3 separate regions of the Mus musculus genome follow, and regions 1 and 2 are each linked to region 3. Evidence: chromatin loops called from intact Hi-C (ENCODE). Cell type or tissue: heart. All regions are shown on one strand. Region 1 overlaps Gm6416 (predicted gene 6416). Region 2 has its middle 17 kb from the start of Emb. Region 3 has its middle 70 kb from the start of Emb.

What was found. Hi-C counts contacts between places; a loop is a spot of excess contacts. Peaks named below come from ENCODE experiments on the same cell type or tissue, not always from the same donor. Only the 100,000 strongest peaks of a DNase experiment are listed, where the experiment ranks them.
Region 1: it touches region 3 in a loop (12-fold over the local background); 5 of 42 quality-filtered maps call a loop at or near these places.
Region 2: a loop joins it to region 3, with 12 times the contacts of the local background. A loop is called at or near these places in 36 of 42 quality-filtered maps.

The regions. Positions count from the first base shown.
Region 1 is chr13:117,131,184-117,139,183 of GRCm38, forward strand. Gm6416 (predicted gene 6416) reads left to right here. Exons shown (of 4, transcript NR_046023.1): 4 at 3,270-4,701. Among named protein-coding and RNA genes, the nearest start is that of Gm6416, 5.2 kb to the left of the region's middle. In heart, a CTCF peak has its summit at 3,350; no DNase peak of the experiment used is centred here.
Region 2 is chr13:117,199,541-117,207,540 of GRCm38, forward strand. No RefSeq gene overlaps it. Among named protein-coding and RNA genes, the nearest start is that of Emb, 17 kb to the right of the region's middle. In heart, a CTCF peak has its summit at 3,507 (motif pointing right); no DNase peak of the experiment used is centred here; H3K4me3 peaks cover 305 bases.
Region 3 is chr13:117,286,717-117,294,716 of GRCm38, forward strand. No RefSeq gene overlaps it. Among named protein-coding and RNA genes, the nearest start is that of Emb, 70 kb to the left of the region's middle. In heart, a CTCF peak has its summit at 3,114 (motif pointing left); no DNase peak of the experiment used is centred here; H3K4me3 peaks cover 748 bases; H3K27ac peaks cover 726 bases.

The DNA.
Region 1 (8,000 bases), 160 kb before region 3:
CATGGAGAGAAATAAACTACTTATATATTCTATTGTACTGTGTGGAGCTCAGAGTTATCCCTAAAGAAGCTACTGTGCACACATATGTGGTGTGTGATTTCTATATTATTTATATGGACATATAGAATGGAAAAAATGGCTTTGCAGCGATATAAAGTGAAGGCTGGCAAGGCCAGTCCTTGTCTGGGGCGAAAGACAGAAAAGTACACAAGAGGAAGAACTGTCTAGAGTGTGATGCAAATACACCAAACAGTCTCGGTCATGTTAGGGGTCACATGAGTGTGGGCATTGCTCAGGACTCACTGACAGGGGCACATGTTGGCACGTGTAAATTTCACCTCAATAAAGTTCATGAGGATGAAGAACTAGTGATTTCTTTTTCTTGTCTTTCTTTTTTTTTTTTTTTTCTTACTGTGTTTCCAGAGTACAGTAAGTGAAATATTTCCTTTCTCCTAAAAATATTTTTTGTTATTTCAATACCTTTTTACCAACTGACTAGGGGTGTTTCATTGTTTTTTCATTTGTTTGTTTTAAATAAGTTATTTCATGTATCTCAGACTGGCCTCAAACTCAGTCTGTAGCTGTGGATTGCATGTATCACCAACCTGATTAATGTGGTGCTGAAGATTGAACACAGGGCAAGTATGCTAGGAAGCATTCTACCAACTGAATGATGAGACACAGCTATGAGAAAGCCTCTAAACTAGACTAATTTACTGACAGTAAAGAGATTGTGTCCGCATTTTTAAAAATAAATGGATTTGAAGCATTACTCTAGAGTGTGTGCGTGTGTGTGTGTGTGTGCGTGTGTTTAAATACATGTGTATACCCGGGTTTGTGAAGACCTAAAGTCAACCTCCGACATCATTCTTAAGGAGTTGATTGTGTTGATTGTGTTGTTTTGTGGGACAGGATTTGACCTTTTCAGACAGGATAGACAGCCTATATACATCATGGGCTATAAAAGTCACCACTGTATGTATGGCTTGTCAGGGCATGCCTGGTATGAGGACACCCTTCCCTGTGGACAGTGAACGAGGGCTGTGTTGGAGCCCAGCTGGCACCAGCTAGCATGACACCAGAGTGACAGTGACAGTGGAAGACTCCAGGAGCAGGCTCAGAATCTGAGAGGCAGGTGTGAGCATGGGCTCCTGGGCAGGTGCATGACACCCACACTCTGGAAGACAACTAAGCATTTGTCACTGTGGAGGACTTGTTTACTCTAGTTTGGAGGAAATGTGGTGGTAGCAGATGAGAAAGGGAAATTTCCCCTCACAAACTATTTTGGGAAGGGAGTTTACCCTTTTGAGCTATGTGTGTTAGTAAGCACACATTTATCCTAAAGAAAAGACAGGTATTCCTCACAAAAATTGAAATTCGATTTATTTTAAGAGCATTGCTGTGCTTTTTCATACAATGAGTCTATTTGTGATACTTTATCAAACTATAAAACAGTAGAATCCAAAAACTCATCGGTAAAGATCAATATGAAGGATCTAGCTTGACCACATTTGTAACTCAATCCTTAACAGGAAGTAAAAAGCAAGAAAACCACAATGTAGCATCATTTTTATATATGTAAGATGCTAATTTAATAACAGACCAGAAAGTAGAGACATGGAATACTGGAGGTGGAAATGTTTAATTAGGAAGGGAGTGTCAGGGTTGGAGAGATGTGTGAATGGGGGGGAGAATAACACAAAACAAGAGGTGTATGGAAAAGCCATATGGAAACTTACTATCTTGTAACCCAAATACAGAATACCAGAGAGAGATGGAAGGGAGATGCTCTGAATATCTACTTAATGCTTTTCATAGCAGAAGTGGGTTACTAAACAAGTCCTAGTCCCAGGTATGGGACTCCTCAATTAGAGTGCGTCACGAAAGCCCCAGAGCCCCTAACATAATGCAGATTCTTGTCAGCCATCTTGGATGTCCACCAGAACTAGAGGGAATGAACTGCTTAAGATACCACGTGTTTGATTGTAGTACGGAGTAAAAGCAAGATGGGACTGAGCTAGAATCTTGCTCCTTGCTGGCTGGTTTTACAGTGCTTGGAAGAGCTACGTGGGCTTTTGGAAGAGAAAAGGAATCTTTGGTTTGGTTTGGTTTGGGTTTTATTTTGTTTTGTTGTTTTGTTGTTTTTTTGTTTTTGTTGTTGTTGTTTTCTGAGACAGGGTTTCTCTGTGTAGCCCTGGCTGTCCTGGAACTCACTTTGTAGACCAGGCTGGCCTTGAACTCAGAAATCCTCCTGCCTCTGCCTCCCAAGTGCTGAGATCAACGGTGTGCGCCACTGTGAACCCTACAAACCATAGAACCAATATGCCAGACAAGTATGTATCCATCTGTGCAATACCAGCATGATTGCTATGGAGGCAACCAATCACCTTATGATTGGATTTATGGCCTGCTCCACAGTAACTGATGTAGAGAACTCATGTCTGATACTGTAAGCCTGGTTGGCAATCTGTGCTTAGGAAGACTGTAAGCCCAAAGAAACAACAACTACTGTTGTTTAACCAAACTGACATAGACCAAACTACATTTTAAATATCTATGTTTATACCCACAGACAAAAGCCACTCTCTGTGTTAGTGAGAGAACCTTGTCTTTGTAGCAAATGGAAGTAAACACAGAGACTCACCATTGCCCAGGATGCTGAGAACAAATGATAGTTGAGGGTTCATTCCTAAACAAGATATTTACAGCATTGGAAAACACTGTAAAAGAGGGGTTGTGATTATGTCAGAGTCAGGAGATAGGGTGAAGGACTGATAAATGCCACCCTCTAGACTAAATACAGCTATCACAATGGTGAACTCACAATTCGTTGCTTGCGTTAAACCCACATAAGACTTAACTTGCCAACTGTGAGGCATGGAGGGAGGAAGACCTGGTACAGCCCAGTTTTGATTGCTGCACAATTGGCTTTTGATAGATTCTCAGAGTCATTGACTTCAGTTGCATGCCTATAGCTGAGCTCACCAGGTGCTAATAATGGATAACTTCAAACCCATGAGCACACAGATGGCCCCAGTTAAACTCAGTGGGTCACAGAAGAAAGTGAATAGATATAAATATGAGAAAGAGATGTACAGGGGAGGGAACAGACAAACATGGGGAATGGGGAGATGGGAAAGGGGAGTGATGTCAGTCATGTTATATACATATATAAAATTGTCAAGAGAATAAATTAGTATAAATAATTTTTAGTAATAACAAATTATTTATTAAATTGTTTGTTTTTGTTTGTTTGTTTATTGAAACAGGGCCTTATTGTCATCCAAACTTGCCTGGAACTAGTTAAGGATAAACGGACTCTCCTGTCTGTACCGCTGTATGTCACCACTGTGTGTCACCACACCCAAGCTTACTTAGTGCTGGAGATTAGTCCACTGCTTTCTGTCTGCCAGGCAAACTTTCTACTCCCTCAGGAACATCCACAGCCACAACTACAAAATTGTGTTCATTGTGAGTCAAGTACTCTGTATATATAGTCATCATTCTTCCGGTCCAAGATCACCTAAAGTTGTCATCTTTTTTTTTTTTCAATTGAGAATACATTGGTGGAAAACACCCAGTTTCAGATTTTTGTGATGGGAAACGTTGTCATCTCAAGAGGAAATTCTCAGTCACATGTAGATTGCCTTGGAAAAATAGATTCCACTAAATATCTTTACATTATTTAAATGATGTTGTTTGTATAAGTACATTTATAATGTTCACTATTTTCTGTAACTTGGGGAAATGAGGCATAGAAAGACAAAAAGCAGAGAGGCAAGGCTACAAAAGGTTGAGAGACTGAAGAAAGGGTCTGCAAGCTGGAAAATCGATAACTAGCTGCTATTTATTTCTCCCCAAAGCCCATTTTATTGCAAAGCAATTTTTAATCTGTATTTGACCTAAAGACCAGTGAAGGAAGAAGAAAAATACTTTTTCTTCAGTTACATTAGGGCTACCTCAATTGTGTTTAATTCCAACATACAATTTCAATTTTGAGATTTACCAAGTGGGATTCCTAGGGTAGAGATTGATGGTCATTTGGCCTCTTTTCTCAGTGGTTCAGTTGGTTTTGCAGAAAACAAGGACTCTTGTTTGATTTTCACTGTGCCCCATGGATCAACTCCATTTCCATAATTGAATATTACAGTATGGGTATGTCTCTTCACCCCCACAGGTGTGTGCATGTGATTCTCTGCAACACCCACATGACATCACCAACCTGTTTGACTATAAAAACCCTGGATGCCTTCCTGGGCAAAGTATTGATCGTGAATAGCAGAGAAATTAAATTTGTATCTTTATCATATTAAATCTAGATGAAATTATATCATCTGTTGTTCTGTATTATAAATTCTGAGTGTTTGTACATTGATCATGCTGAGAATTATACTTTGAAATTGGGTAGAAAAGTCCTTAATGATTTTTTTTTTGTGACATGTTGGTAATTAAATAGTGAGAAAAATAATTCCTGGACTTGAAAAGCAAGGTAGCAAATGAAGGTTTTATGCACAAAATAATATCCTGTCACCTTCTGCTTAAACAGCACAAATATCTGTGGAGCTACAAAGGCTTATCAGTACATTTTAAATGTTTGATTATTTACAGATATTGAATATCTCAGCTGTTTCAAAAGAACAAAACAGTTAACAAAAATGTGTTCATTACTTAGCTAGGAAATAAAATAATTAGAATATAATGAATGCTGAGTGTGCTATCATTTTATCTACCGTGTGTACTCGCGTAAGTGGGCATTCATGTGTCCGTGTGGAATGGTGTGTGTGGAGGTCAGAGGACAACTTCTTTGAGACAGTTCTCTCCCCACCTCGTGGGTTCTGGGAATTGAACTCATAGCTTCAAGCTGGGCAGAGGCACTTGCATGCTCAGGCATCTCACTAGCCCCCAGTTATGCTCCCAGTGGTCTGTGGCATCATCCTTCTCTCACCTGCTGAGGTGACGATGACAACCTTATGAGATTGGTGTTTACTATTGTCATGGACGCCAGATGACACATTTACACACCTGTATGCACACTTATTTACTGAAGAGGCTTTATTTGTTGTTTGTTTATACTTTTAATTTTTTTAAGACAGGATTTCTCTGTAGGCCTGGCTATCCTAAAATTCACTCTGTACTCCAGGCTGGCCTTGAACTCAGAAATCTGCCTGCCTCTGCCTCCCTGGAGCTAAGATTAAAAGCATGCACTGGCCAGCATACGTAAACGTTTCAAAGATTCTACTAAAAGATACTTTTTTCTGCTGAGGATGGTAGTGTATGCCTTTAATCCCAGCCCTTAGGAGGCAGAAGTAGATGGATCCCTGTGAGTTCAAGGCTGGCCTAGTCTACAGAGTGAGTTCCAGATCATGAAAAACCAAAAAAGTATTTTTTCTGTTTTTGTCTTGTTTTTTTCTGAATGTAAGATTTTTACCATTTATCAATATTATTAATATGGATGACTTGGAATTATTTATTCTCCCTGATATATAACTTGTGGTAATGATTATATATATATATATTAATTCCTGATATAATGATTACATATATATGATATATAATTGTGGTAAGCCAAATTCATTTATTATTATTATAATTTATAGGTGCATCAGATAACTGTCACAAAACACAAGTACTTGTTTCATTCACTGCTGTGGGTGGGTCACTGATCCCGTTGTGGAAACGTAGGCAGCTTGTTTATGTATCTGCACCACAGTCTGTGTTATTTTTTCTATGCTTAAGTAAAGATATTTTCCCCTATAATATGCATGCTTACCAAGTTAACTTTTTAGGCACAGATGTTGTCATGTGGTTAATTTTACATAAAGGAAAGAAATGAAATGTTTTGTAATCCCAATCAGGGAAGAGAAGTTGAACGTGAAGAAAAAGGATTAGCTTTAGCCATTTACCTTTCCCCACTGCTGTCTTCATGTCACCTAAAACCTACGACTAGGTCGTATTACACATGTCAAATAAGTTTGGGGGTTCTTGTCAAATAACTAGCAGTGTTTCTTTTCCTACTTCCTGGTAAAATATGTATAAAGATAAAAGACAGCCTCCGTTACCATCAATACCTAGGACAACAGTGATCCCATTGCTAGACACTGATGGTATCTACAGCCTGCAGATGGTACAACCGAAGGAAGTCCCTGAGGTTGTACCATCCCACCGTCCTGAAATGAGCTAAGAACCGTGATGTGCCAAAGCTGGCTCATAGTGGTTTGAAACAGTCAAAGGCCAAATGGTCAGGAATTTTGAAGTGTGGATATTAAACTGGCTGAAACTTGGAGTTGGCTGTGGAGGGAGCGCAGGCAAAGATCATCAGAGGCTGCAGATCCGCACCTAAACCTGAACAAACTGAAGAGGCAGCTTGTGGAGCATTAAGAACCCACTATGCATACTGACCTCCCTCCCCCACCTTATGCTAATCAGAAGGAATGCAAAACTTCTGATACTCGGGTACTACCTTTAAGGAAGCAGGGACCAATGGTGTATTTTCTGTCTGGTTTTATTTATTTATTTGAGATAAGGTCCTACTCTGTAGTCCGGCCTGACCTAAACTTGAAGCAATCCTCTTGCCTCAAGCTCACAAATATTAAGACTATAAGTTTGTGACACTGTGCATGAAAACATGTTTTTAAAATCAATTCAAAGAAGTTATTAATTTAGAAACAAAACAAATAAGTCTAGCACTGATAATTCATTAAGGTTTTAAATGCTTATGTTGATATTACTATAGTAAAAATAGTTCTACTATAGAATATTTTGGAGCTGTGTTGCAACATTAAAGTTATTTAATTACCAAATTGTTATTTACTTTATTTGTTGAGGATTTCATACCCAAGTACTGTGCGGGCTGCATGTTGATTATATCCACTCCTCACTTTTCCCACTCCAAATTCTCTTCTTGATTCATGTCTATTTCATATGTGTGTATGTGTGTGTGTATACATAGATATATAGAGTATATTATATATAAACTACAATATATTATATTTATATATTATGTATTTTGTATATAATATATAAAGTTGAGTATATAAAATATACAGTGTATTTTTATAGTGTATAATCAATAGTATTATAGATATAGAATATAAATATATTCTATTAGGTTTAATCAGTGTTGCCCATATGGACCTGGGTGTAGAGCCGACCACTGGAGCATGAGTAACTTATCAGTGGCCATGTCCCTGAAGAAAATTGGCTCTCCCTGTCCCAGCATCAGCCACCTTCCGGTAGCTCTTCAACAACTAGTAATGCCTTCACCTATTCATGGTGGAATGGCTTGATCTTACTTTCTTGTATATATCTTATGCCAACATGAACCACAACATTCATGAGCCCCTCACTGGCCTTTCCCCACCCTACCCTGGTCCATTCTTAAACTCTCCCCTGTGAATTCCAGAAATCAGAGGTAAGAGAAACAGAGGAAGGGCACCTAGGAGAGCAGAGGATTCTCAAGGCTTGAGGATCCCAATGGGGTACAGTTAGGCCCCATCTTGAACTGAGTCACATGGGCTACTTATTGACATAGTGATGTCTTAAATGCTAGAAAGCAGCCATGATGCTTACTGTAGCCTGTTCCATCATGCTGAAATGGACTCCGTGTGTCTATTCAGCCGTACTTCTCACATTCACAGTATCAAAGTTTTAATAAGTTCTTATCTTTCAAACTACTTCTCCCATGAAGATCGTGCTCTCCTCTCATCACCTTCGATCCTATTCTCCTTGGCTGGATAGTCCAACCTTGTCTGCTCCATAGCCTCTGGGTAATTAGTTACCTTCAGTGTGATATGTCTGCATTCTGTGCTGTCAAAAAGTGTTTATTCTGATGTGGTGGTTTGAATATACCTGGCCCAGGGAGTGGCACTATCAGGAGGTATGGCTTCGTTGAAGGAAGGGCATCACTGTGGGGTGGGCTTTGAGACTCTCCTCCTAGCCATTTGGAAGTCAATCTTCTCTTGTCTGACTTTGGAGCAAGATGTAGAACATTTGGCTCCTCC
Region 2 (8,000 bases), 87 kb before region 3:
TTGCCAGGTGAAGCACCTCAGATTTCTCCCCATGAACAGGTAGATTCCTGCAGGCAAAAAGTTTCAGTAGCACAACAGGCATGTGATCTGATGCCCTCTTCTGGTGTGTCTGAAGACAGCTACAGTGTGCTTATATATAATAAATAATAGTGTTCTCTCTCTCTCTCTCTCTCTCTCTCTCTCTCTCTCTCTCTCTCTCTTTCCGATGTAGGGAAAGGTCGATTACTTGTAATAGGTAAGGAGAACATGGACTTATTTACAGAACAATATCCTTGTCAAGCACGTAAGTATGTGTCGCAGCCCTAGATCTTTGCAAGAAAGCCCTTCAGAATAGGCAAATCCCTGACTCTGTTCAGCTAAGGGATCCGTTCCTGGGCTTGCTCAGCCCAAGGTCACAGTTCAAGGAGAAAGATGGCAGATCCGACTTGGGACATGGTTAGCTCAGGGTCCTGGAACACAAGTTCAAAGAAGAGTCAAATGGAAGGCAGGAGTACTGCTCTTGATTTTCAACTGTCAAAAAAAAAAAAAAAAAAAAAAAGATGGCAGCAAGTCTGCGCATGCTCAGATTGCACTGGAAAGTTTTAGGTTAAAATCAAAAAGGATGCTTTGGAGAGTATGTGATGGTGTTCGCCTTTTCCTTGCAAGACGGTAATTTGAACGGTTGTTAACAGGACTAATTTATTCTAGTAATTACAGTACACCGATACTCAGAACACTTCGAGCTGAAAGTAGCAGATAGGTGTTCATGCCAGGAGGATAGACAGGGTTTCTCACTCTGTACAAAGGCTGGCCTTGAATTCAAGAGATCCACCTGCCTCTGCCTCTAGGATAAATAGTATCCTGGAGGTGTGTTCCAGGACCACAGAGATTGGACTACCAGAGAATCTGCCTGGGGCAGACCTAGTTCTGCAGCTTGGTCTTCATGTGGAACTTGTAACAGCGGGGGCAGGCTGACTGTGTTGCCTGCCTTTGTATCCCTTTCTCCTAACTGGGCTACCTTGTCTAGCCACAGTACAAGAAGATGTGCCTAGTCCTACTGCAACTTGGTATGCCTAGGTGGATTGATATCTATAGTAGGCTTTCCTGTTTCTGAGGAGAAAGTGAAGACAGGAGGATGGGGTAAGAGGAGATGAGAGGGAAGGACAGAGCTCTTGAGGAGGGAGGAAAAGATGCAATCGGGGTGTAAAGTAAATTAGTAGTAGTAGTAGTAATAGTGTGTAGTGCCCATCACTGCTCAGCTTAGTTTCTTTACTCTTGTTTAGAGTTGGTCATCTTTAAATACAAGTGGCTACATCTCAATTCAATCCTATCTTGTCTATGCTACCTATAATTTAGGATATAGTGAAGCTTTTCCAGCAAAGTAGAAAATGTATTGTAATTGCAACCCCTTCCTCCCTCTCCTTTCCCTTCGCTCTTTCCTCCCATGGTTCCTTCCTACCTTCCTTCCTTTCCTCTCTTTCTTCCTTTCCTCTCTTTCTTCCTTTCCTCTCTTTCTTCCTTTCCTCTCTTTCTTCCTTCCTTCCTTTCTTTCTTTCTTCCTTCCTTCCTTCCTTCCTTCCTTCCTTTCTTTCTTTCTTTTTCTTTCTTTCTTTCTGTCTGGTTGTCTGTCTTTTTCTTTCTCTCTCTCTTTCTTTTCTGTTTCTCTTTCTTCCTTCCTTTCTTTCTCAGATTTATTTATTTTATATGAGTACACCGTCGCTCTCTTCAGACACACCAGAAGAGGGCATTGGATCCCATTACAGATGGTTGTGAGCCACTATGTAGTTGCTGGGGATTGAATCATTACCTCTAGTAGAGCATTCAGTGCTCTTAACCACTGCACCATCTCTCCAACCCCTCCATGGTTTCTTTTCTTTTTTTCTGAGCTTTTGAGCCAGGGCCTTGCTATTTAGCCCAGGATGGCCTTGAAGTTGCAATCTCTCTGCCTTAGACTCCTAGTGTGGATATTAAAAGTGTGTGCTACCTTTGCACTGTTTTCCTCCATAATAAAAATGTGAACTTCATTGAGTCTCTGTTTATATTGTGGTGATATGAACTCACATGGGTATTCTCTAAACACTAGCCCATTGTGGGCAGACTGTCATGTGAACTGCCAAGCCAAGCCATGAAGTGATTCACAGTCACCTGCATGGATGGCCCTGCGACTTGGATATAGAATATAGACGATTCAGTATATAGACCATACCTTATGAGCCGAAGACTCACACTTCCAACCGGCATCCACAAAAGCATACAAATGACCGTGGAGGTACATTCTGAGTGTCTCTGGTTGGGTATGTGGCCGGGGGAAAATGTGAAGTTGGACAAAAGAGACTTTTTTCAATTGAGGCACACTTGGCCAGGACAGAAGAGTAATAACATGCCATAAATTCAAGAAGAAAATGTGAATTTACTAATAAGCTAGTCCCCAAAAATATAGAAAAGGTGTGTTATTGGAATAAATATATATTCAGAGATTTGGATGTATTCAGATCAAACATTAAATAAACTAGAAAACCTACTATTTTGCTCCTTGGGAGGACATGGAGGGGACATATCACTTATAGGGTCCATTAACATGTATTGATTGCGCATAGGAAAATCAGCATCCCTAACACATCCCTGTTGCCTCTCCTCTCTGAGGATGCAGAAGAAGCTGTAGATTTGGACTTACCTGTGCTAGGCATGGGGATCTGGAAAATGATATTAAATGGGTAAACCTCAGAAGCTCCATGGGCAAGCTTACTGTAACACATGGAAAACCCAGAAAGTCATCCGTGGATCTTGGGTCCATAAGAATGTACAGGACTCGTCAGAACATAGTACCGTTAGGGCAAAATAGTCAAGAAGAATGTTCATCTATATAATCAAGAAAACCAAAGTTAGATGACCAGGGCGCTAAGCAAAGTCGTCAATCAAGTCCAGGGTTTTCTCTTTGCTCAGGAAGTGAGTATTTGATTCCTTGTCCAGATTTGCCCTACTGTCAGCGATGTGGCAATAGCTCAGTCTTTGTATGCATAACTGGAATTAGCATGCTTTGTTTTGGCATAACACCTATGCTAGAGTCTCAGAATATGAAACTGTAGGAGGGAAGGCCCAGTAGAAGCCAGCCAAGACAGCCAGTCTAAACTAGTATCACCTCTTAGGATCATGTAAAATGTCCTTACATTCTTAAAGAATAAAGCATGCAGTAGGCATGGTGGTCGACTTACTCTACTTAATACACTGTATTCCCATCCTCAACATAAAACTAACAAATGCCACGTGACACCTGCAGGGTAACAGTCGTACTGATACTAGCTGTGAGGTCATCTTAGCTACAGTTATCGTGTGCCACGCTAGTACGTGATCCCCAGGCTAGAGCCGATTAGTTCTCAGGTTTATGGTATGCTGTAGCACGTAGCTGTTTGTGTTACTCACTTGGAGATGCCGCAATAGCTCAGACTGGGTCCCTTAACCTGCAGTTTGTTTCAGAGATCTGGGACCTGAAAATCCACAATCAAGGTGTTTGCTTTCACCTGCTATCTCTCTCTTTGACCAGCAGATGGCGACCTTCTCCCGGTTGCTGTTTCGGGTTTGTCTCCATGATTTCCCATCCTTCCTGGTGTCCCTCCCCGCGCCCCCACCTCCCCGACCCCCCACTTCCTTCTAATTTTCATTTTATTTGGTGTGGTCAACTTACTCATTTTATTTGGTGTGTGTGTGTGTGTGTGTGTGTGTGTGTGTGTGTGTGTGTGTGTGCGAGCGCGCTCGTGTGTGTATAGCACGTGTTTAGATCAAAGCACAACTTGTAGAAGTTGGTTCTCTCTTTCCCACGTGGGTCCTGGCATGGAACCCAGGTTGTCAGCCCCGGTGGCCAGCAGCTTCAGGCACTGACTCATCCCACTTGTTTTCTTCTTCTTCTTGTAAAGATATTAAGGATGAGTGGGCAGGAGAGAAGGTCACCGTGGACACACAGGAAACAGAGAATTCATACTGGCTTGGGGCTCAGACTCTTCACCTCATTTCACCTTATCTTTTAAAGGTCCTATCTCCAAACACAGTCACCTTCTCAGGTCCTGGGAACAAAGCTTCCATGTGGGTCTTAGCTCCTGACCTCAGCTCTAATATGACCTCATCTTGAGGAATATTTAATAACCTGTTTTTAAAAATTACAGTCCAGGGTACTAGAGATTAGGACTTTCAGGTAAAGATTTTGAGAAACACAACACAAAGGTGGCCTGACGTGGGCACTGACATTAAATTTTCCAAATGTCAAGGCAGAGACAGATGACACAGTTCGAATGTGGCCTGACCACATGACATGCCCAACCAATTTGATTATGTCACCCACTTTAAAAAAAAAAACAAAAACAAAAACAAAAACCAAAAAACAAATAACATTTGTATTTGAATGTGGCTTTCTAACTACAGAGGGCAGAAAAAAAAAATTCTATTCTTGAGGGTGTTAGGCATTTGGTCCACTGGTTGAGAAGCTCACAGAAAGCTGTGACAGACAGACAGACAGACAGACAGACAGGAGAGGCCATAGATCCACTAGTCATACCAGAACCGCATATCCCAGAAATTGTCATTTTTTATGTGGCTGAAGCTGACAGTTTAGAAATGATACCTTGAGGTCATTTTGTATCATACTGTCTGGGAACCACTTTCTATGAGCCAAGTTACCAAGCAGTAGAAATTAGGGAATCTGTGGATCTAATTCTTACAACCCTGTGTTCTGTGGATCTAAAAGAAAGGCTGACCCAGTGTCTACACAGTCTCATCATCTATAAGGCACTGCTGTCCGAGGGACACGCTGTCTTCATCATGATGAAGAATTAGAAGGCAGGAAGGTCAGACACGATGTTGGCAAGGGTGACACACTCAAGTGACCCATTCATGGGAAATGGACTGAGAAGTCACCAGTCCTGAGGAGGTCACAGGGGTAAGGCCGAAGCATCCTCCTGGATAGGCACTTTTGGAAGAACCCAGAATCAGAGCAGGTGATGGCCAGACGTAGCCAAATCTTAGAGAAGAGAAAACACAAATGTCAAGTGTGCTGCCAAGACACTACTTTCTGCTTCTAGTGCATCCTCTTTTACATATCTATCCTCATGAGAAAGTTGTCGTGTCTTTAATATGCTGTACTATAAAATTTAACTCACATAGTATAAACTTGGCAGTGACTGAAAAATGGTGTGAGTTGAAAGCTTTCTTTAAAATGAAGTGGTCTAAAAAAATTAGAAAAAATTTTTAAAGATTAGATCCTTGATCAGTAACGTGTGATATTTTATATTTGGTGCCGAGCGATAGCAGAACATCAGGCCGTTGCATCTGGCATGTCACCTTTGAGTAAAATGTTTAGTCACGATGTTGGGTGGATGGCAGCGGAAGTGCTATGCATGCTGGCTATTTCTATACTGCATTGGAACAAGTTTCCCCTACACAGAAGTGACTAAGGACACAAGCAATGTGATGATAAATCTCTAACTCTTCGTAAGATGTAACATGAGGGGAATCACAAGGGAAGTGACATTGGTGTGAGCTTTGGTTTTAACTGTCAACTTGACACAATTTAGAATCTCCTTGGAGAATCTCTCTGTGAAATTATCAAAGTGGGTTTACTTCTGAGCATGCTCATCAAGTTATAAAGGTAGATATTTGGGAACTTTTGTTTTTTTGTTTTTTTGTTTGTTTTTGTTTTGTTTTTTATTCTCTCTCTCACTCACTCTCTTTCTCCCTCTCTCTGTCTTCCTTTGACAAAGTTTTGATATGTATCCCTCGTCTGAAACGCTCAAGCTGCCTTCAAACTCATAGAGATCTACCTGCCTCTACTTCGTGGGTGTTGGGATAAAATATGTGAGCCACCAGGTTGAACAGGGATGTTCGTACCTGGCCTAACTGGGGTTGGAGCACACTCCCTGAATGTGGGCAGCGTTATTTCATGGGCTGGGTTCTAAACTGCAAATGACAGTAAAAACTGAGCCGCAAGTGAGCAAGCAGGCACGCATTCATTCTTCCTCTGCTTCTGATTGCGCGTGTGGTGAGTTGCATCAAGTTCCTGCCCTGTCTTCTTCACAACGATGGACTGTCATCTGGAATTAGAAGCTAAAATAAACCCTTTCTCTCCTAAATTGCTTTCCTTCAGGCTATTTTTATCACAGCCACAGGAAGAAACTAGGGCAGTTAGAGTAAACATAAATAATTTAGTTAATTGGTTGATTTTAGCAAATTTTGCAAAAGGATCTAGCAAGTGAAGGTAGTGCTAGTTTTTGCCCCAGGATCTAAGGACGCACCTACACAAGTCAGGATCTCCTCTAATGAGACACGTTCTTCCCTGAGGTCTAAGGATGTACTTGTACTGAGCACGAATGGACGGTGTTATAGGATGGAGGCGTAGAAACCGAGTATCCAGTAAAGCAGTTGATAGTGTGGAGTACTGAAGTCACTAAATCTCCTATAGAGTTGCTACTGATAGTGTGGAATACTGAAGTAACTAAGTCTCCAGTAGAGTTGTTATTGGTAGTGTGGAGTACTGAGGCAGATTCTTCATAGTTAGAATATATTCCTATTTTTGAGGTAATTGTCACCTTATGAATCCTGCTTTCCCCGTGGAGATCAGTATTTGGTGACCAGTCTCTCTTGCAACTAGGAATCAAGCATGTGGCCTCGACCTCGACCGTGGCCCACAGGCACACCCTAGTGAGACTGTTTTGGAGATGAGCTAAGCTGTGTTCCCATCTTTCTGGTGTAGGTGGCAGCAGAAGAACCAGGTATAGCATCCAACAAGCTGCATCTGAGACAGAGACATCTGCGATGCTGGCCATCCAATCTCTGCACTTCATGGCTGCGGGAGCGGTGTCAGTGATGTCCCTTTCAGTCCAGTCTATTGCGGAATTTCTGGCATCCCTGGAAGTTTACTTTTGTGGTTGTTTTTTAATGATCTCAAGTAATGCCTAATCTGCTTCAAATGATTCTGGTTCTGGTAGAACTAGCCAGACTAGATCTGGCCTGCAGCAAGGTTTGCACATGGTGTTATATCATGCAGAAAGTGCTCACCTGCTGGGCATGGTGGCGAACACCTTTAATCCCTCTGGAGGCAGAGGCAGGCGGATTTCTGAGTTTCAGGCCAGCCTGGTCTACAGAGTGAGTTCCAGGACAGCCAGGGCTATACAGAGAAACCCTGTCTCAAAAAAAAAAAAAAAAAAAAAGTGCTCACCCAAAGGAATGATAAAAGAAAATAAGTCATGCCATGTTATTTGCCATGTTATTCAGTTATTATATTGACAATGACCAAGAATCTGATCTATAGACATTAATACAAGTAAGCAGGCTTTCTGGTTGTTGGTTAGAATGCAAAATGAAGCAAGTTGGAAGGAAGATACTGTGCCAATATCTTTCTGGAATCAAAATGCAACTCTCTTTTGGAAAACAAATGATTCCTATGATTATATTCTATATGCATATCCATATAGCCTACTAAATAAATGTACAATGGTTTAATTTTGAACTGGTTCTACATTAAAGAGCATAAACACCAATGGAAATGCAGTCAGCTGGGAACTGGTAAACTGGCATTGAGCAACCAAAGAATGGAGTGATACTGAGCTGTTTAAAAAGGTAAAGGTCTTTATGGGAATCATTAGCCATATTGTCAAAATTTAAAGAAACAAGTGCGGGACATGGATCATTGCCTGCCACCACCCATGGGAAAAAGGTAAGGCCACAGATGTGTTTGCACTGATTTGGAGTGTCTCTGGAGGAAAGCCGGTAAGAACCAAACCCTTTTCATCGTGAGGGCTGTGTGGAGGACGTGCTCTTAAGAGACGGAAACAACTGAAGAACATGGGTCTATGCTTTTAACTTTCCTTTATTCATCTATGTTAACAATTATGTCATAAAACATGGGACATACATGTGAGTCAGATCTGACCTCAGCATCCAGGGAGCTAGATGACAGAGAAAGCGGATAATTACAAGATCACGTGTTAAGAACTGGTTATATGGGCTGGAGAGATGGCTCATCGGTTAAGAGCACT
Region 3 (8,000 bases):
TGAGTTCGAGGCCAGCCTGGTCTACAAAGTGGGTTCCAGGACAGCTGGGGCTATACAGAGAAACCCTGTCTCGAAAAACCAAAAAAAAAAAAAAAAAAAAAAAAAAGAAAACAGACATCTAAAAAAATAATAAATAAGATAAAAATAAAGCTGAATAGGATAAAACAAACAAGTGGAAGAAAGAACCGAAGAAAAAACACAAGAAACATATCTACTCAGACACAAAAATGCCATAAACACACAAAACAAGAAACCGTAATCCATAAGCAAAAGACATAAAATTAAAAAAATCCATACAAAGTATTATGAGATCAAACAAAACAAAATAACACACACACACACACACACACACACACACACACCAAATTACAGCCCTCTAAAAACACCATTGAGCTTGTTTTGTGTTGGCCATCTACTGGTGTGTGTGGGGATTGCCCATAAGTGTGGCTTGCCTCCCCAGTGAGAACTTCATTGGAGAAGACTTCATTTTTTACCTCTGTGAGCAGTATCTACTTTCCTGCTGTGAACTGTTCCTATCATTTCATTTTAAGGCTCGTGTTTGCATAGACTTCATATTCTCCTTAAGGGCCTTGAACACACTCATAAGAGCTATTTGGAGGTCTTCTGCTACATATACACTGAAGTTTTCAAGGCCCACATTCATAGGGTTGCTTTTTTTCCCTGAGAGTTAATGGTGGTGTATTTTTGCAATGGTGGCCAGACATGTTGGTTTGGGAAGATTGTTAATTCTAGGTGTTCCATTTGATCTTGTCATTTTGAGTAGACGTTCTGTTCATTGGTTTCAGTTGCCCTCTCTGGATCTTGGGAAAATGCCCTGGTTGTGGGTTGCCTGTAGGGGGTGCTACTGAGTCCTTGCCAGCTGTGGCTGTGGTGCCTGTGTGTGTGCGTGTGTGCGTGCGTGTCCTGGGAAGAAAGTGATTCTAGGTATTGGGGATCGACAGAGGGGATGGGCTGAGAAGTACGACTGGAAGGAGGAAATCTGAGTCTGTCCTGGGGTTTAGAAGGTCCCTGAAAGTGTTCTGCTGCAGGCTTGCCAATGGGAATAGGGGGTCTTCAACCAGGACAGAAAGGAGGATGAAGATTAAAGCCAGCCAGATTCCCAGGCTGGAGTGGCCAGCTTGTGCCCAGGTAGAGGATGCCTCAGGGTATTGGCAGTGGGCACAAAGAGATTAACTGAGTCCCCAGGGAGTAGGGACAGAGGCAGACAGACCCCTGCACGGGATCTGCTAGGGGGCTGGGAATGAGATTCGAACCAAGGCTGTTCCTGATCATCAGGGTCGAATTTCTCGTTAAAAATAACTTTTATCTTTAGGTTGATACACTCATTTTGTTTCCACAATTTATTTATTGGTTTGTGTTCTGTTGCAACTCAGCAGCCTCTTTAGAGATGAGTAGTTTAGATTCCTGGGCAGGACCCCTCAGACTTTCCAGGCTTATCTAGGTTCGTTCTGTTCACTCAATTCTGTATGCATTCCTCATTCTCTCTGTTTTTTGCCATTTTTTTCCCTACACATTTGAAGAAACAAGTCCTTCTTAAAGGAATTATTCATAGATGCTTGCACATAGATAAACGGGGATAGATTAGAGGGACCTCCCCCTGTCCCCCAAGCACTGGGCAGGAGTTAAGCATTGTTAAACACTGCTAAGGAACGGGTAATGGTGTCTTTCTGACAAACCCATTTTTAATGTGTACAATTCTTTTAAACCAGCTAAGGTGTTGGCGACTGGGTGATTTGGCTTCCTCAATAACTGCTATTAGGCCCTTCTTACATGTTGCAGTTTCCATGAGCAAGATTAGGAGTCAGGCAGCACCTCACATTTCCCTTATGCCCTCGGATGCTTTGCTCACTCTATGGATGCGTTGAGGAAGGCCTATCACAGCCACAGTTGTTTGTTGTTAAATCTTGCCCTAGATGGGATTACCTTGGCCACAGCTGCTCTAAATAGCTTATTCCAGACTTTTGCCTTACCAGTTCTAACGAACACCCGAACAATGCTGCTGCCATTTTTTTTTGTGAGGCTAGAAATGCAACCTTTCTTTTGTTATTCCGGTGGAAGGCTTGCCAGGGAAGCAAACACCATGTTCCTTTTCATAGGGGATTGTGTCATGACTGGTGCAAACTTACTTCTTCATTTGCATGTCTCTTTGGTCCAAACATTCTCGCTATAACCATTTCCCCCCTATAAATGGCTGTTTAGCTTCCTTTGCAATTCAGCTGGACGACATGCTCCTGTCAGAAGCATAAACTGTACCCCCCCCCCCCCACGTTGCCTTTTCTTGCTGACTTTTGATCTTGACAGTAATAAACTGAGTACACTCAGGTGGGGTGACTTTGTGACGGGAAGCAGGATGGTGGACGCTGCCTTGGTGGTGTTGGGCACTGACAGTAATGAGGGGTGAGAGGGGAAGGGCGGAAAGGATGGAGCAAGACGCTAGAGACAGTAGGGAACCGTGACAGTTAAGAGAAGGCAAAAGAGATAAAAGCCAAAAATGAATAAAGACAGAAGGTGGTGAAGAACCAGGGGAGAGAAACTGCAGGCCCCACTCTCTGGAAGCATTGCAGAGAGTTGCCAAGATCTCAGACACACGCATTGAGGTCCGAGAGCAGTCACTGGCTGTTCAAGAGCGGTGACGTTTAATGATGGTGGCGCGAAGGTTTCAGAACCTGAGCCTATTTCTATTAAGAGTCGCCACCCTTTGCTGCCTCCTGCTACCCAGTGTCTGCTGTTGCCATTCGCTGCAAAGAGTTACAGTAGCTGGCAAGCACTGGGACCCTTAGCGATTAAGACTCAGAGCAATGCATTGGCAAACTGAGAGCCTCTAGGTCTGGAGCAAGCGGGCCTCTAGCTTCAGGGGTTGGAGCTGAAAGCCAGTGCAGCCTCAGCCTCAAGGCCGTGGTTGCTCGAAGGGAACCCGAGACTGTCAGCACTTGAAGAGCGTCTCATCTACTCCTGGTAAAGGCACCCAACCCACCCAGAATATTAATAACACGACCCTCATTGATCAGTCTGACCAACGAGGTTCTTTCCAGCTGCCCTAAGCGTATTTTCTTCGTCTTCTTTTCATGGAGTCAGTGATCTCTTGCGCCCTCTGGTGTTTGAGGATGTCAGTTCCTTTAGCAGGATCCTAAAGGGAGAGTGGACATTGGAGACACGTGGTACTCTTTCTCTTTCATTGGGGTGAGGGGAGAGCCTCAGTTCCCTACATTTTTCCCAACCTCAAAGGTTGGTGCTAGCGATATAGTGATCCCCGCTTCCTGTTCTTGGCTGCTTGCTGCTCTAGGCACCTGCATAATCACAGTTCCTTTCGGACCTGGTCAGAGGTGCCTCTGAACCTAGCTACTGAAGGACAAACTGACAAGCTGAGAGCCTAGTCACAGATTCACTCTCTGCCCCTAGGAGAAGTCAGTGACCAAGAAGCCTCTCTGGGACCTAAGCTATGCCGGTTTTAGGAAAAGGTAAGATAAAGTGTAGTTTCTCTTGGTAACAATTTCATGTGGCTCTTCTTGCTTTTCTGGCTTAGGTAACGTGCCACATCTTACCTGTATTCACAAATGACTGCAGTGCATGTGCGTTCTCCTTGGTTTCTGTTTCTCAAGAGGAATGAGGATGCTGACTTCTTCTACCTTGCTAATATCACTGTCCCCAGTTTTTCAACTTTATGAAAGAGCACAAAGGTGTGGCAGAAACGATACAAATTTACTTAACGTCGGCAATGCTACAATTAAGAAAACCAATATCGTGAGGGACGGGGGCTGCACACACTTTTAATCCCAACACGAGGCAGGATGATCTTTGTTTGAGGTTAGGCTAGTTGACAGAGCAAGTTCCAGGACAGCCAGGGCTACACAGAGAAACCTTGTCTTGCCAAACCAAAAACCAATCAACCAAACTGATGCCGCTGCCTCCGGTGCAGTCGCCGCCACCGCCACCACCGCCACCAGCAGCAATGCCACCACCACCTCCACCAACACACACACACACACACACACACACACACACACACACTCACACCAAAATAAAACAAAACCACCACCAACAAAAAACAAACAAACAAACAAATCCTCAGTCCCAAAGCTTTAATTCCTATCTTGGCTTTGAGAAGGTAGCATATTGCTATCTATGCCCTATGACATCATTCTGACTTTAACGATTGAGTGAAAATACAGTTTGAATTCACAATCTCCAAACTTGTTCATTAAAATCAGTTGTAGGAAGAAAATGACGGAAGTTTCCTCGTGTAATAAGAATAAGAATTAGCTAATGTTTTTGCTCTTAATCTAAAGTACATGAAATTTATCTATCAATCTAACTTTTCTGCTTTAATTGTATCAACTTGCTCAAAGGTCTGATTCCTTTTGTATCTCTGTCTCTACAGTTGCACACACAGACTAAATGGGCTCAAATTAATGTAATAGTATGTTTCAGAAAGGCGACCACTATCTACAGGAGTGAACTTAGGCTGGATGCCTTTCAGTCCAAATGATAGTTATTAACAGCCAGGAGCTGAATGGCCTTCATTTCGGCTGATTTTATAAGTGTGATCCCAAAGAAACGAACTCAAACTATACAGTGAGTTTTGCAAAATCTGGGGATTTGTGGCAAAACGTTGAATGGAGATCTTAAATCAGAACTTATACATTCATTTTCTTTCCATTTTTCTTTATACTACAGTGGAGTGTGGCGGGGTTTGGTAAGTTACCTATGGCAAACACTGAGTGATATCTAATGAATGAGAGCACCAGGCATCGGCTAGTGTTTTTTCTTATCAAAGCAAAGCCTTAGGTATCCTGGGGACTTACATCTGGGCATGGCAGTTAAGAGATTTAGAGAGATCATGATTTGAAGCTACGGTGTTTTCTGGGAATTAGATAATAACCTAGTTGAGAGACAGCACTTTCTCCCTCTGTTTCTTCCCTAGACTCTACCTTCAGCCCATGTTTTATAGTTTGAAAGACAAAATAGCCATTGCAAAAACATGGGGAGGAGAACTGTGAATTAAACTAGAGTCTTCTTCCCACTTCTCCTTTGATCAACCACACCCAGCATCTTTACAATAAAGGCATGCTGAAGTATTGAGACTGTTGTTTCCGTAAGACCCTAAGCATCACTCAAGGTTCAATCAACATAACTAAGATATATTCTTGTTGTGGTAAGCCTCCAGCAAAAATATGCCCTGGCAATGAAAACAGGACTCAGTTAATGTGAATACATGCTGTGCGCCTAGATTGGGCAGATCTACCGCTACACCACCATCTTCTCCATCTATGAGACCCCTTAGAACTTGCGGTTTCTCCAGGCCATGTGTTTCTGCTCTGCTTTTCTTCTTCCTTCTCCTCTGCATCCTCCCCCTCTTCCATTTTCTCCTTCTTCTCTCTCTCACCTTCTGCTCCACCGTATCTGCTTAATCATCAGCTCTCCTTATTTTATAAATTAAGGTGGGAAGCAGGTTTACAGGAAATCACCTGAGTGCTGACTAATTCCTTGTTTGCAGCCACTCACAGGAGAACGGAATTAACATCAAATATAATAATTAGCCCCAGGGCTATCCACAACATATTTAGTATATGTTATTTCATCCCAAATCATGGGGATGGTAATAATGCGATTTAAAAGCTTTGTTTATGATTCTCACAATTTAGTGACTCTTACTTTCTCAACAGTGTCCTAAGCACTGCAAGTCCACACATGAAAGAAGCCATTTTGCCTTTAAAGCATTGACAGGCTTGTACTGGGAAGAAAGCTGAATGGCAGTTTTCAATACAACATGAAATATTCTTGACTTTGAATAAATAACCTCTAGAATTAAAAATAGATAAAATTTCTCACATAGCTAGTTGTTCTCAAAATGGGGCCGCTTTCTGCTAGTTTTTGAATGAACAGCTTCTGGAATCTCAAGTCAAGTAGGGTCTTGCTTTTAAGCATCGAGTCCGTGAGTTTGACTCCCCAACCCTCTTATTCTGTGTTGCTCCTCCAGCCAGGTTGTCTGCGTGAATTGTCACTAGGGCACAACTATGACCCTCTGGGTTTTCTTTCTTTCTTTTTTTTTAATTGGGTATTTATTTCATTTACATTTCCAATGCTATCCCAAAAATCCCCCACATGCTTCCCCACTTACTCCCCTACCCACCCACTCCCAGGAACTTCTTGGCCCTGGCGTTCCCCTGTACTGAGGCATATGAAGTTTGCACGACCAATGGGCCTCTCTTTCCACTGATGGCCGACTAGGCCATCTTCTTATTCATATGCAGCTAGAGACATGAGCTCTGGGTGGGGGGGGAGAGGTATTGGTTAGTTCATATTGTTGTTCCATCTATAGGATTGCAGATCCCTTCAGCTCCTTGGGTACTTTCTCTAGGTCCTTCATTGGGGGCCCTGTGATCTATCCAATAGCTGACTGTGAGCATCCACTTCTGTGTTTGCCAGGCCCCGGCATAGTCTCACAAGAGACAGCCATATATGGGTCCTTTCAGCAAAATCTTGCTAGTGTATGCAATGGTGTCAGCGTTTGGAAGCTGATTATGGGATGGATCCCCGGATATGGCAGTCTCTAGATGGTCCATCCTTTCGTCTCAGCCCTCTGGGTTTTCAAACAGGCTCATGCCTTTTCTCTGCCTATATTATCTTAAGATGCGGGAAAGATACTTTCTCTTAATTCCCTATGAAATAGGAAAGACAGGTGAAGATTCTACTGAAGGTTTCACCACACTGAAAGTAAATATGACACAGGAGATAATTTACAATTATATAGTTGCAGTCATACACTGCAGGATTGTGTGTGTGTGTGTTTCTAACCTCTTCCTATTTTTCTTTTTATCTAGGCTGTCTCCAGCAATGAGGGAACCAGCAGTGAGTCACTCAGGCTGTAGAGTTTTGCATGTTTTGTAGGCATGCAAAACAAATTACAGGGTGAACCAAGTCCATCCTTATCAGCCCATGGCATGCCCCTGCCCTAGGCTTTTTTTCTTTAGGAAGATTATCATCTTTCCTGTACGATTGGCTATGGAAAGACCTGTTGAGCAACACATTACACTCCTGTCTGTAAAATGTCCATATCCAATCAACCCTAAAGTCCTCTAGAATCAGACTGTTTGTAGAATTCTGAAGAGGATAGATATTATTAAAAACCATGTAGAGCCCAAAAGTTGCCCCGTCCATGTGAGGTACAACAAAGCCAACTCACTCTCTTCCCAACAAACTAAGAAACAGCAGCAAAATGAAACAACAGCAGCAGCAGCAGCTCAAACCCCCGAACCAAGCAGACGCGAACCTTAAAACTAAATTTCAGGTTTAATCTCAACAAAGGTGTCTGTTTCTTCTAAGTAAAAATTAAATCAACACTATAATAATTTACTGAATGGAAGTTTGAGAACTATGTAGGAAAACTTTGTCAAATCTCTCATGTGACCACTTTACCTTACCTATGTGTAAATAGGACACATAATCCTATGAGGAAAATGCAACATATAATTTTCTTATCCATTCACCCATTTTATAGTATAATTATGTAGGCGTGCTTACTTGATATCTTCCCATCCATCTAGACACACCTCTATATATTTATCTAATTTGTGCATTCTATCTATCTCTATCTATCTATCTATCTATCTATCTATCTATCTATATCTATCTCTGTATTTATCGTCTCTCTGTCTCTGTCAGTTGTATCTCTTCTCTACCTTTCTCTTTCTGTCTCTATTTAGTTCCATTTGACTGTCACAGTTTTAGTCTAAGATGTAGTATGTTAAGCAGAATGAGGTACTTATCCTGATTGAATTTACCTCCTTGTAGAGATGATAGATAAACTAAGGGCCAAAGAAACATTGACTCTATTAACCGGATTAGTTAATGCTACGAAAAGTTACGTAGGACATGCTGGGCTCAGCTTTGCTTTTGTGTAGATATGAGAATGCCTTTTCTGACAAGGGTTCAGACAGAGGTCATATCAGATTCCTAGAAATGTCTGAGGAGGGAGCATC